Regions from separate parts of the Homo sapiens genome. Here regions 2, 3 and 4 are each linked to region 1. The links are chromatin contacts, found by Hi-C or POLR2A ChIA-PET in ENCODE. All regions are on one chromosome and are shown on one strand. The core of a region is the stretch at or near the end of the contact, and the rest is flanking DNA. Distances in the headings are between cores, read along the strand shown. Region 1 has its middle 210 kb from the start of TFCP2L1. Region 2 has its middle 120 kb from the start of GLI2. Region 3 has its middle 66 kb from the start of GLI2. Region 4 overlaps GLI2 (GLI family zinc finger 2).

Region 1 (2,516 bases), core at 12-2,511:
CTGCCTTAGAGCAGGTGGTCATCCCGAGCTGCCAGGGCTCCCTAGGCTGGTGCAGTGCCTGTCAGGGGATGCAGGGAGCTCATGGGCCTCCTAGCAATCAACTCAACTCAGTGTGCACTCACTAGATGCTAGCCATGTGCCAGCAGGCACGGCGCATGGCAGGGGAGAAAACAGCTCCTGCGCCAAGGAGCCCTAGGTCCTGGGAAGAGGGGTGACAAATCCACAAACACATACATGCTTTGTCACACCCAAGACAGGTGCCAGATCCAGGAATCACGAAGGCACCAGGAGGTCTGAGGGCTTCCCTGAGGAGGTGATGCGCCCTGAGTCCTGAAGGGCTGGGGAGCCAGCCACGGGAGGTGGGAGGGAAGGCTCCAAGCAGGGGCACTAGGATTCCCCAAGCCCAGAGGAGGGAATAGCAGGTGTGTGGTTGTGATGGGGCAGGGAGGGCCCCAGGGCAGCGGGGACAGGAGGCGGGGTTTAGACTGGGTGGTAGGTGGGAGTGGTGCCTGGGACCCCAGGAAAGGCTGCAGCCAGGAAGGCTCTGGATTTGTGCCCGAGGCTCCTGCTAGCAGCTGACGGAATGGAGAGGGCAAGGAGGTGGGCAGGGAGGCGAGCTGGGAAACGCCAAGCTGGGCAGAGGCAGAGGAAAAGGAGAGGAGAGAAACTGAGGGGGCAGGGTTGGCAAGAGATGGGGAGGACTGGGTGGGTGCCAGGAGATGGGGGGAGAGCAGCCACGCCTCCCCTCCCGGCTGGGGTTTTTTCATGCTGGAGTTGGAGTTGGGGCAACTTTTGTCCTCTCTGCTCCTTGATCCAGGGCAAAGGCGGGGGGCGGGGAGGGGGGGCGGTGAAAACACGACCTAGTACCTCTCAGTTTTAGAATCAGCCACTATCTTTTCTGGTTAGAAATCGGTGGCGGGAAGCGGCTGGGAGAAATAAGATTTAGCCTCCCAAACAGGCGGCAGGGAAGGAAGGGACCAGAAGTGCTCCCAGCAGCTCATTTGCATTTCAAACAGCCCGTTTGTTTTATCTCCTAATTAGCATACTCACCCTCAGCTGAAAATGAGTCCATTAAAGGAGACTCTGCTCCAGGCTCAGCTCCTCCTTTAAATATTTTTAAAGCGTATGATTAATACACTTGCCTATTGCTGCGTGGACTGTGCTGGGGGGGTCAGGGGGCAGATAAATGAAAGAGGATAGCTGCACGCGGCGTTGACTGGCTGATTAATCACTGCCTGTTTTCTATAACTCATGGCAGATGGCAGGAGCTGGCTGCAGGCCCTCGTTGGGAATGAGGTGCTGCAGGCAGGATGAACAGGGGTCGGGGGAGACCCTGGAAGGCCCCAGTTGTGTCGTGTTTTTTTTCCTCGGCCCTACAGACCTCCGTGTCCACCCCACCCCCTGCACTTCGTGGCAATTCCCAAGTTCAAGAGCAGTGGCGTAGCTTCTGGGAAGACACAGGAAATCTCATTTCTCCCTTGGATTTTTTAGGACCTAGATAACGACACTGTCAATTTTGGGAATGGTCAACTTTGGGGTGGGGAGAGTCAGGTCCAGTGCAATACTTGTATATATTTTATCTTCAATTCTCCCAACAACCCCATTTTCTAGATAGGAATTGTGAGGCTTGGCAAGGCAGACACAGGTATTGTTCCCAGCTGGTCCCACCCAAAGCCTGCTCCTCGCTGTCCTCCCTTTTGCCCTCCCCAGGGGAGCATCATCAGCCCAAGGCCCAGAAGTGAAGGCCCTGGAGCTGGCACAGCTGCCCCCTCCCCGGGACCTCGGCCCTCTCCATCCCTGGGGGCCACTGCAGTCTTCCCCTGGTACGGGACACATTCTCCCCGTCAGGCCTGCATGGCTATTGCCCACCTCACCGTGCACATTCAATGGTGTTTTTGTCTCTTGACTTGTCTTTCCCAGGAGATGATGGATTTCCTGGAGGCAGGAAGTGTGGCCACCACCGGGAGTAGCTCCAGGACCCGGCATGGGTTAGGCTCTGGGGTGGTGTGACAGATGTGTGTCCGGTCAGCCTAGCTGAGCTGAACTGCAGCACCCAGAACTCCCTTCCCTGCACAGGCTTGGGTTATCTGGGGCCCCAGGGGAGGGGCAGAGGGAGCAGCAGTCATGTCTTCCTTTTACACTCAGAAGGCGAGAGGGGCCAGTGCCTCCCAACACACAGGGGACTCGCAGGTGCTGCTGATCTCAGGAGATGGATTTGGTGTCCAGGCAGCTGGGGCATAGCTCTTCCAGCCCAGCCAGAGCCTCCTGTGGCCTTCTTGACTCCCAGGCCAGGTATATGCTTAGTTCATGAAAGTGCCGGCTTCTTCCACGGGGTGCCCATCCTCGAAGGTAGAGGCTTAGAGCAGGGGACAGATTGACTTGGGGTCTGCCACTTCCCGGTGGGAGTTCCAGCTCAGCCTGTCAGGTTCCGTTTGTCCTCCTACCCCACTTCATGGTCATCCCCTTTTCCCCACGCCCGCCCTGCCAGCTCCACGCACCGGAGAAGCAGCAGTTCC
Region 2 (2,516 bases), core at 6-2,505, 460 kb after region 1:
ATCATGGCTTTTCAACTAATCCCTAGGTAGGCTTGATTCAATTCACAGATTCAGTCCCCCCAGGAATAAATCCATTGGCCTTAAGGCAGGACCTTGTAATAACATGAATCTTTCTCCAGGTCTATCACAGAGTGACCTGGGCCATTTGTCAGGTAATTCTGCACTGGAGAAAGAACTGTTGAACATTGGTTCTGAGCTAAGACTAATTCCTGGAAACTTATAACATCACTGTGGTCTACCAGTCAGAGGATTTTGAGGCTAAGGGGATAATTGGAGTTTTAACTCAATTCACCTGACTGAAGACAATGAGAATCCAAGCCCATCCCATGTTTATTTTCCATTTTCACATGAATAGTTGGAAATGCTTAGAAATTGACAGAATCTCTACACTGACTCTTTGATTTGTAGAATAATGGCTATCATAGGCCTAGTATAGTACTGGGATGGGCCAAATGGAAGCCCCTGGAATTCTGCTTCCCTACCAAGTTATTAGTCCATACAGTTCCATATCCTTTGGGGAATTTCACATATTAGTGCCAACATGAAATATTTGAAAAAAGTGCAAGAGTAGTGATTCTTATTTTATTTTCATATAACTTGCCTATTTAGTTGATAAAGAAGACAGGTGGATCTTGGAGAGTAACCACAGATTATTGTAAATGTATTCAAGTGGTGACCTCAATTACAGCTGTTATTTTAAGATGAGGAATCTTTACACATTTACACAGCCCATGGCATCACAGTTGGTCATTTAAAGAAAATTCCTATGAACGTAAAAAGCTTCAGGAATTCAGTAGTTTGTTTTCACCTGGAAAGGATAGCAGTACATCTTCATGATCTGCTCTGTGATTACATCAGCCTTCTGGCTTTGTGGCACAATTCACCCTAACTGTCTCACCATCTCCCATGATGCAATGTTCATCTCCTACATTGCAGATATCAAGCTAGGAAACCAGGGAAAGTAGAAAGTACATGTACTTACAAGCCTTTGTTAAGGCATATGTGTGATGTAAGATAGGTGATAAACTCCATACAAATACAGGGCCATCTCACTGAAGTTTCTGGGATTCTGGTGGTCTGAGACATATTGGGATATTTGCTCCAAAGTGAAGAAGTTGTTTCACTTTATCCCCTTGTACAAAAAGGAGGCATGGGGCTTTGTGAACCCCTTTACACTTTGTAAGGAGCACACCCTGTTTGGTTGTGTTGTGTTCTTACGACTCATTTATGAGTAAGCCATAAGACACCCCAGCTTGGGTGGGGCTCACAGCAAGAGAAAGCTCTTAAGCTGGCCAAGGCTATAAGTAGCTCTGCCCCTTGGGCCTTATAACCCAATAGATCCAATGGTGCTGTTTCTTCAGTAGGTCTGAGTGTTGAAAGCACTGATAGGAAATCGTAACTGAAACCCTAAGATTTCGAAGCAAAGCTCTGATCTGTTCAGTAAGCACCTATTCTTTTGTCAGTTAGCTCCTGGAAGAATACTGGGTCCAAAGAGAGAAACTGAATACCTGACCAAAAGATGACAGATGACAGAGAGGCCTTATGCTTCTCCTTATTCGCTGGGTGTTATCAGCTTTGCCAAACAGTAAGACTGAGCATGCCTGCAGCATTCCATCACTACCTAAGAGGGACCCAAACAGGACTGGGCCCTGTACCTGGCATATCAAGAACCAGAGTCAGAGGTGGACTGGTAAATATTTAACAACCAGCTCTCTGGGGGCTCCAGCACTCATCTGTGGTGTTTGCAGAGTTCCACGGTGTAAATACTCCCATTGTGGCTGATTTCAAGGTACGGACACAGAACTGGGAAGAGACCTCGCCATCAGTTGTCATGAGCTGCAGCAAGCTGGCTCTAGCACACCACTGCCCAGAGTGGCTCATGTTTTCATATCCCTTCCATTATATACAGGAGTCTCAGAAAGTCATCATGAAATGAAGTCGATAATAATAATGGCTAGCAAAGAGGTATAGACAGTGAAAGTTTTCTTTCATTGAACTTTCTATATGTAATATATATGTCATGCTGGTTAAACATTTTCTTAAAATAAGAAGTAAAATTAATATGCAGTACAAAAGACAGATCATGAATTAATACTTTTAAATCAAATTTTTTTTGAAAAAGGGAAGAATCTTTTTAAAAAAACATTGGTCTGTAACAGTAATCAAGAACATCACAGATTTTTATTTTGAGCTTTAACTTCTGCAAGTTTGCCAAAGACTTCATCAAAATTTATCTTCTTTGAATATTAATATTCAGTGAACTCTATAGCCAGATTTGGCATTCTATCTTTGTTCATAGTTGATTAACAAACATTTTTATTAATTTCAAAATCAAAAAAATTTTTACACATGAAGCAAGATACAAACAAATTGTTTTGTAAATAAGGTCTTATTGGACCATAGACGCATACAATCACTTATGTTTTGTTGCGGCTGCTTTTATGCTGCAATGGCAGAGTTGAGTGTTTGTAATAGAGACCATATTGCCTGCCTACCATATTTATTATCTAGCCCAT
Region 3 (2,516 bases), core at 5-2,504, 410 kb after region 1:
CTGCCTGCGGCTCTCGAGGCCCTGCCCTCCTCCCCCTGCCCCCAGAGAGCACCTGTAGGCTCAGGGCCAGCCCAGGGACAGGCATGGCAGCCCCTCGCTGGCTGCTGGGGTGGCGCCCAATTCCAGAGCCCTGTCTGGGGAAGGAGAGGGCCGAGAGCCACTGTTTGGCTCCTGTCCCAGACCTGACTGGGAGACCTTCTGAAAAACTCAGCCTCCTGATCAACAGAGGGCAGAAGACCTGAGCCACTGGCCTCCCCATGGAAGAGGCACTCAGAGCGGTATGAGGAGTAGTGCTCACCCTGGACAAACTCCCGGAGTCAGTGTGACCGTCGGAGCTGGAGGCTGGGGTGATGGGGGCCAGGGAAACCAAGCAATGGCCCCGAGGTAGTGAGGAGTCTCTGGAGGCCAGATACCCTCAAGATGGAAAAGGAACATCCTTGGAGGATTGGGGTGGCTTCTTCCTGGAGGGAGGAGGGACACATGCCGGGATGACAGCCAGCTCTGCCGCTGACCAGCTGTGTGACCTTGTGAAAGTCACTTGATCTCTCGGCGCATCAATTTCCTCATTGTTGCCTGGGCCTCTTGTGAGATCTTCCTCATGGCTTGCAGTGAGGATTGAATGAGTCGATCTGTGCCCCGTGGCCCGGGACATGGTGAGCATGTGGTAATGGCAGCCGTTTTATCCTGTAGTGTAATAACGGTGTGCAGCTAGACGTCACTCTGGGCACCTTTTCTCACAGAACTGTCACTGCCGTGCTGCAGGATGCGGATGGTTGTCTTCACTCTCCAGATGAGGAAACTGAGGCTCAAGGAAGGGCGGAGCTGCCTGAGGCTTGACAACTCTGCAGTCTGCAGCTGTGAGAGGGGGCTCTTTCTAGCCACACAGCTTTCCCTGGTTCTCGTGCGCTCTGTGAGCAGGAGGACGGGAAGGGCCGCAGCCGCTGAGGGAGCAGGAGGGGTTCGATGCAAGCCCAGCTCCCAGCACGGGAAAGCCAGGTCAAGAAACACACGGCCTCTGCTGTGGGGCTGATCACAGCTTTGTCAAAGAGGAGATGTGGGAGGGGGGAGGTGAAGGGAGCAGGAAGAAATGAATGTCAGAAACATAAATAGCCCTGGAACTGATGGACAGTCTGAGATCTCTGCGCAGACCTGGGCGCCTGCAGGCTGCCACTCAAACCTGAGCAGAAGGGTGAACCCGCCCTCACCCCACTCCCGGTTCCCTACACGCCCCAGGAAAGGGCTGTTGTGAGCGGAAGGCATTCGTCGAAAACTGGGAAGGTTGCCCAAGAAAGGCAGAGCGGGAAGCCCTCCGTGGGCAGCAGAACCGGGTGAGTCAGCCCGTCGGAGGGTCCCCCATGTGGCAGGAAGGGGAGGCACAGGGACTGGGCTCGGCCACCTGGAAACACAGGCGGCAACAGCTGCTCATGCATGAAAGGTGACAGCTAAGTGTCATCAGCCTGGGAGTGCCAGGATAACGTCACCAGGGCGAGGTGGGCCGCGGGGGTGCAACAGAGGCCCCCTAACTTCCCAGGGGAAAAAGCTCACCACTGTCAGGGACATGAAAGGACTGTCAAAGAGCCATGAAACCAGCTACGGGGATTGGGAAACTTCAGACTCACTTCTGTTTGTTTTGTGACAACATGGAAGCCACAGATGTTCTCTCAAGGTAAAAAGAACCACCAGGGACCTCTCTTGGTGTGACCTTCATCACCTCCTCTGTGTCACCTGTCCCCGCCTCCTGCTTCTCCCCCAGCACATTCCAATAGGGCCACACCCATGCCTGGAGTTTGTGGCAGGAATCACAGGAGGGGAGGGGCCGATGGTGGATCTCAGGGTGGGGGCAGCAGGTGCCATGTGTCAGGAATCAAGGCTCAGATGAAAAGTTATATCACGGCAAAGGCATGTGGCTGCTGAGGACCAGAGCCTAAGGACTGGTCAGTTACCAGCTGTCAAAGGCAGGCCAGAGGCCAAGGAAGAGTGACCAAGAGTACCTTGAGCTAGGAGCTGCGAGCAAGAGGAGGGAAGGGAGGGTGCACATTTGGAGGACTACCTCTGAACCAGGTGCCATGCCTGAGGTTCCTTTCCATGGTTCCATTAGTAGTTCCTCCTCCTGATCTTGGGAGATGAACATTATTATCTTGATCTTGCAGGTGAAGAAACTGAGTCTCAGAGAATCTCAGTAACTCACTAAAAGTCCCACAGCTTCTAAGTGACAGGGTCTGTGTGACAACACAGTGAGAAGTCGGGCTACAGCAGGGACTGGCCAAGGGTAGGTAGTCATGGGAGGATGGTCTGTGTCTTGAGAACAGACTCAAATGATGGGCTTCTCTCTGGAAAGGAGGGGCATGCCTGAGGTCAAGAATTAGGAAGTCATTTTATCAGAGAAATATGGAATCCATCATTTCTAGACCAGGGATTCCCAAAGAGGTACTGATGAGAACTAATTATGGCCAGTAAATAACAAAGCACTATTTTAGAGAGTGCATGACCCATTTTGGAGCTCACTACTCTAGAAA
Region 4 (2,516 bases), core at 7-2,506, 320 kb after region 1:
ACCCTGTGCATCTCTTTACCTTTATCCTTTGTAATATTCTTTACAATAAGCCAGCAAACAGAAGTATTTCCCGAGTTCTGTGAGCTGTTCTAGCACATTAATCAAACCCAAGGAAGGCGGCATGGGAACCCAGATTTATAGCTGGTTGGTCAGAAGCACAGGTAGTTGAAGAACCTGTACTTGAGACTGGCATCTGTGGGATGCCACAGATGTGGGGCGGTCTTGTGGGACTGAGCTCTCAACCTGTGGGATCTGATGCTGTCTGCAGGTAGACAGGGTCAAAACTGAATTGAATTGGAGGACACCTAGCTGGTATTCACGGCAGAAGTGCTTGCTTGCCGTGGGTATGGAGAAAAACCCCCACACATTTGGTCACACATGTTTTCTGTGTTGACAGAGTGAGAGTGTAAGAGAAACTGAGTCTGTTTCTTCCTACATTCTCAGACCAGCTCTGCTGCTGCATTTGCTCATGAGGCCTCACATGGCCAACCACAGCTCCATGAGCAAAAGGAAACCTGCCAGTGTGGGGGTGGGGGAGGGTGCAGGGAAGATCATGCAGGATTGGGCACAGAAAGGGCCTGGCCCCCAGTCATCGTGTCCACTTCCTCCAGAGGGGAGAGGAAGGCCAGCTGCACCTCAGCCTTGATCAGGCTGTATGTCCCTGGAAAAGTCACCACCACTGCCCCTCCCCTTCTGTGCAACGAGATGGTAGGAGTGGCCAGTCTCTGGGGCCCGCTGACCCTCACTCTGTCTCTCCCACGGCTGGCCTGGCCTGACCTTTGGATGGTGGGCTCCCCAGGGCCCACCCACGGCCCTCACCCGCAAGCCAAGGAGGCCCAAGGGCAGCTCTCACAGCCTCCTGGATGATTTACAGCCACCCCGCCCGAAGCTGCAGGCCGAGCAGATATTTTCCATTTTCCACTGTGTAGCTGAGCTCAGACGTTATAGGGAGCCCTGGGTCTAGGCCTTGGGCCTGGCCGTGGCTTCCCCTCTCCTAGGTATGTAGGCAGGCCAGGGGCGCAGGCTGAACATCTGTGCCTAGGCCCCAGCACTCCCTCACAAGAGAGGGTCCTCGGTCCTGCAGCCAGGTCTGAGAGGCCCGGTCAGGGGGAGGAAGCCAGGCCTCCCAGCCAGCACCATTCACATAGGCCCTTCCCACTTCCGCTTTCCCCTCTCCCCATGACAGCATCATGGAAGAGTGCCTTTGCTGGCAAGCCTGAGCACTCTGGGGCTTTCTGCCCTGATGCAGCTCCCACGCTCAGCTGTGCACAAAGCCCTCAGAAAAGCTGCTGAGATTGTGTGTGGTGCTAGGAGTAAAATGCAAACCTCCAGCCCACACAGATGTTCTGTGAGGCCTAGTCCCTCAAGGCCAGGCGGCCCGGATAAGTGGTGAGATGTCCCTGCCCCTGTCAGCTTCAGGCCTCTCCCCAGCCATCCCTCCTCACACCCGCTGGCCACACCAGCCTCTCCCGTCAGGTCTTAAACACATCAGGGTGAGGACTATCCTTACAGTGGACCACTCACACCACTTAAAATCAGAAAGGCCCTGCTAGTGAGAAAAGTGCAAGGTGAGCTCTCTGCTTCGGCCAAGATGGAATAACAGGGACCAGATGTAACCTCCCTCCCAAAACCATCAAATAACCAGCAAAACCATGGAAACAATGGCTTTTCAGGACAATGAACATCAGGCAATGAAGGAACGAAAACCAAAGAGGTGAGCCTTAGCCTGCCCCAGCTTCCTTTCCAGAGAGTGTTTCCAGGCCACGGCACAGGGAGGGGTAACCAGGCAGAGCTTGGTGGATTCCTGAGTTAAGGAGATGGAGATGGAGTTGGAGAGGAGGGAGACCAGGGTAAGAAGGGTTTTGCATGGCAGAACACCAGACCAGTGGAAGAGCTGAACAGAAGGGGAACATTGGTGAACTTGCAGAGGGTCCCCCTGGAGCATTGCAGAATAGAATCAGCACATACTGTTCTTGCCCCAAGGCCAGGAAAAGATCCAGCTGAGAGGATGAGAGGGAAGAGTGCCCAGTGTAGACAAGGCCAGTGCCTATGCCCACCAGCCAGACTGGAAAACCTCAAAAGTCACACAGCCTTGGGTAGAGAACTCTGAAGGATTTTACCTCAATAGCAAGGAATAATTAGCCCTAGGCTCTGGTCCCATCTAACAAAGCTAAAAAAATTAAACTTTGCAAGTAAATGAATCATATCCTAGAAGAAAGCTCAAGAATATTTATAGTAAGACAAAAATATTCAACATCCAATAAGATAAAACTTACAATATTCTAGCATCTAGCAAAGATTACCAGACATGCCAAAAAAAAAAAAAAGCAGAAAAGTACATGAGGAAAATAAACATCAATCAAAACTGAGCCAGAGCAGGTACAAATGTTAGAATTCGCAGATGAGAGCATGAAAACAGTAGTTATAAATGAATTCCTGTGTCCAAAGAGTTAAGTGGAGACATGGAAGATACAAAACGACCCAATCAAACTTCTAGAGATGAAAAATCACTAGAT

Evidence for each region. Hi-C counts contacts between places; a loop is a spot of excess contacts on that map. ChIA-PET counts read pairs that join two places held with the same protein, here RNA polymerase II (POLR2A). Pooled maps may share reads with other maps.
Region 2: a loop to region 1 is called in a map of mammary epithelial cell, with 19 times the contacts of the local background. The contact joins two enhancer-like sites. A Hi-C loop is called at or near these places in 1 of 168 maps with a recorded cell type or tissue (mammary epithelial cell). POLR2A ChIA-PET finds 5 or more read pairs at or near these places in 2 of 52 experiments (AG04449 and WTC11).
Region 3: POLR2A ChIA-PET joins it to region 1 with 20 read pairs in WTC11. The contact joins two enhancer-like sites. POLR2A ChIA-PET finds 5 or more read pairs at or near these places in 4 of 52 experiments (H1, HCT116 and WTC11).
Region 4: POLR2A ChIA-PET joins it to region 1 with 10 read pairs in WTC11. The contact joins two enhancer-like sites. A Hi-C loop is called at or near these places in 1 of 50 pooled maps. POLR2A ChIA-PET finds 5 or more read pairs at or near these places in 12 of 52 experiments (AG04449, AG04450, Caco-2 and 7 more).

Annotation. Positions count from the first base shown.
Region 1 is chr2:121,073,986-121,076,501 of GRCh38, reverse strand. No RefSeq gene overlaps it. Among named protein-coding and RNA genes, the nearest start is that of TFCP2L1, 210 kb to the left of the region's middle. RefSeq lists enhancers at 391-1,242, 761-1,660, 1,243-2,093 and a silencer at 1,055-1,349. Within about 2 kb of position 1,261, at least 3 of the 41 ENCODE cell types and tissues checked have a DNase peak (open chromatin) inside an H3K27ac peak, as active enhancers do.
Region 2 is chr2:120,618,975-120,621,490 of GRCh38, reverse strand. No RefSeq gene overlaps it. Among named protein-coding and RNA genes, the nearest start is that of GLI2, 120 kb to the left of the region's middle. Within about 2 kb of position 1,255, at least 2 of the 41 ENCODE cell types and tissues checked have a DNase peak (open chromatin) inside an H3K27ac peak, as active enhancers do.
Region 3 is chr2:120,668,554-120,671,069 of GRCh38, reverse strand. No RefSeq gene overlaps it. Among named protein-coding and RNA genes, the nearest start is that of GLI2, 66 kb to the left of the region's middle. RefSeq lists a silencer at 1,163-1,457 and enhancers at 1,224-1,725, 876-2,075. Within about 2 kb of position 1,254, at least 8 of the 41 ENCODE cell types and tissues checked have a DNase peak (open chromatin) inside an H3K27ac peak, as active enhancers do.
Region 4 is chr2:120,757,036-120,759,551 of GRCh38, reverse strand. The region is part of intron 1 of GLI2 (GLI family zinc finger 2); the gene reads right to left. Among named protein-coding and RNA genes, the nearest start is that of GLI2, 22 kb to the right of the region's middle. RefSeq lists an enhancer at 286-1,147. Within about 2 kb of position 1,256, at least 15 of the 41 ENCODE cell types and tissues checked have a DNase peak (open chromatin) inside an H3K27ac peak, as active enhancers do.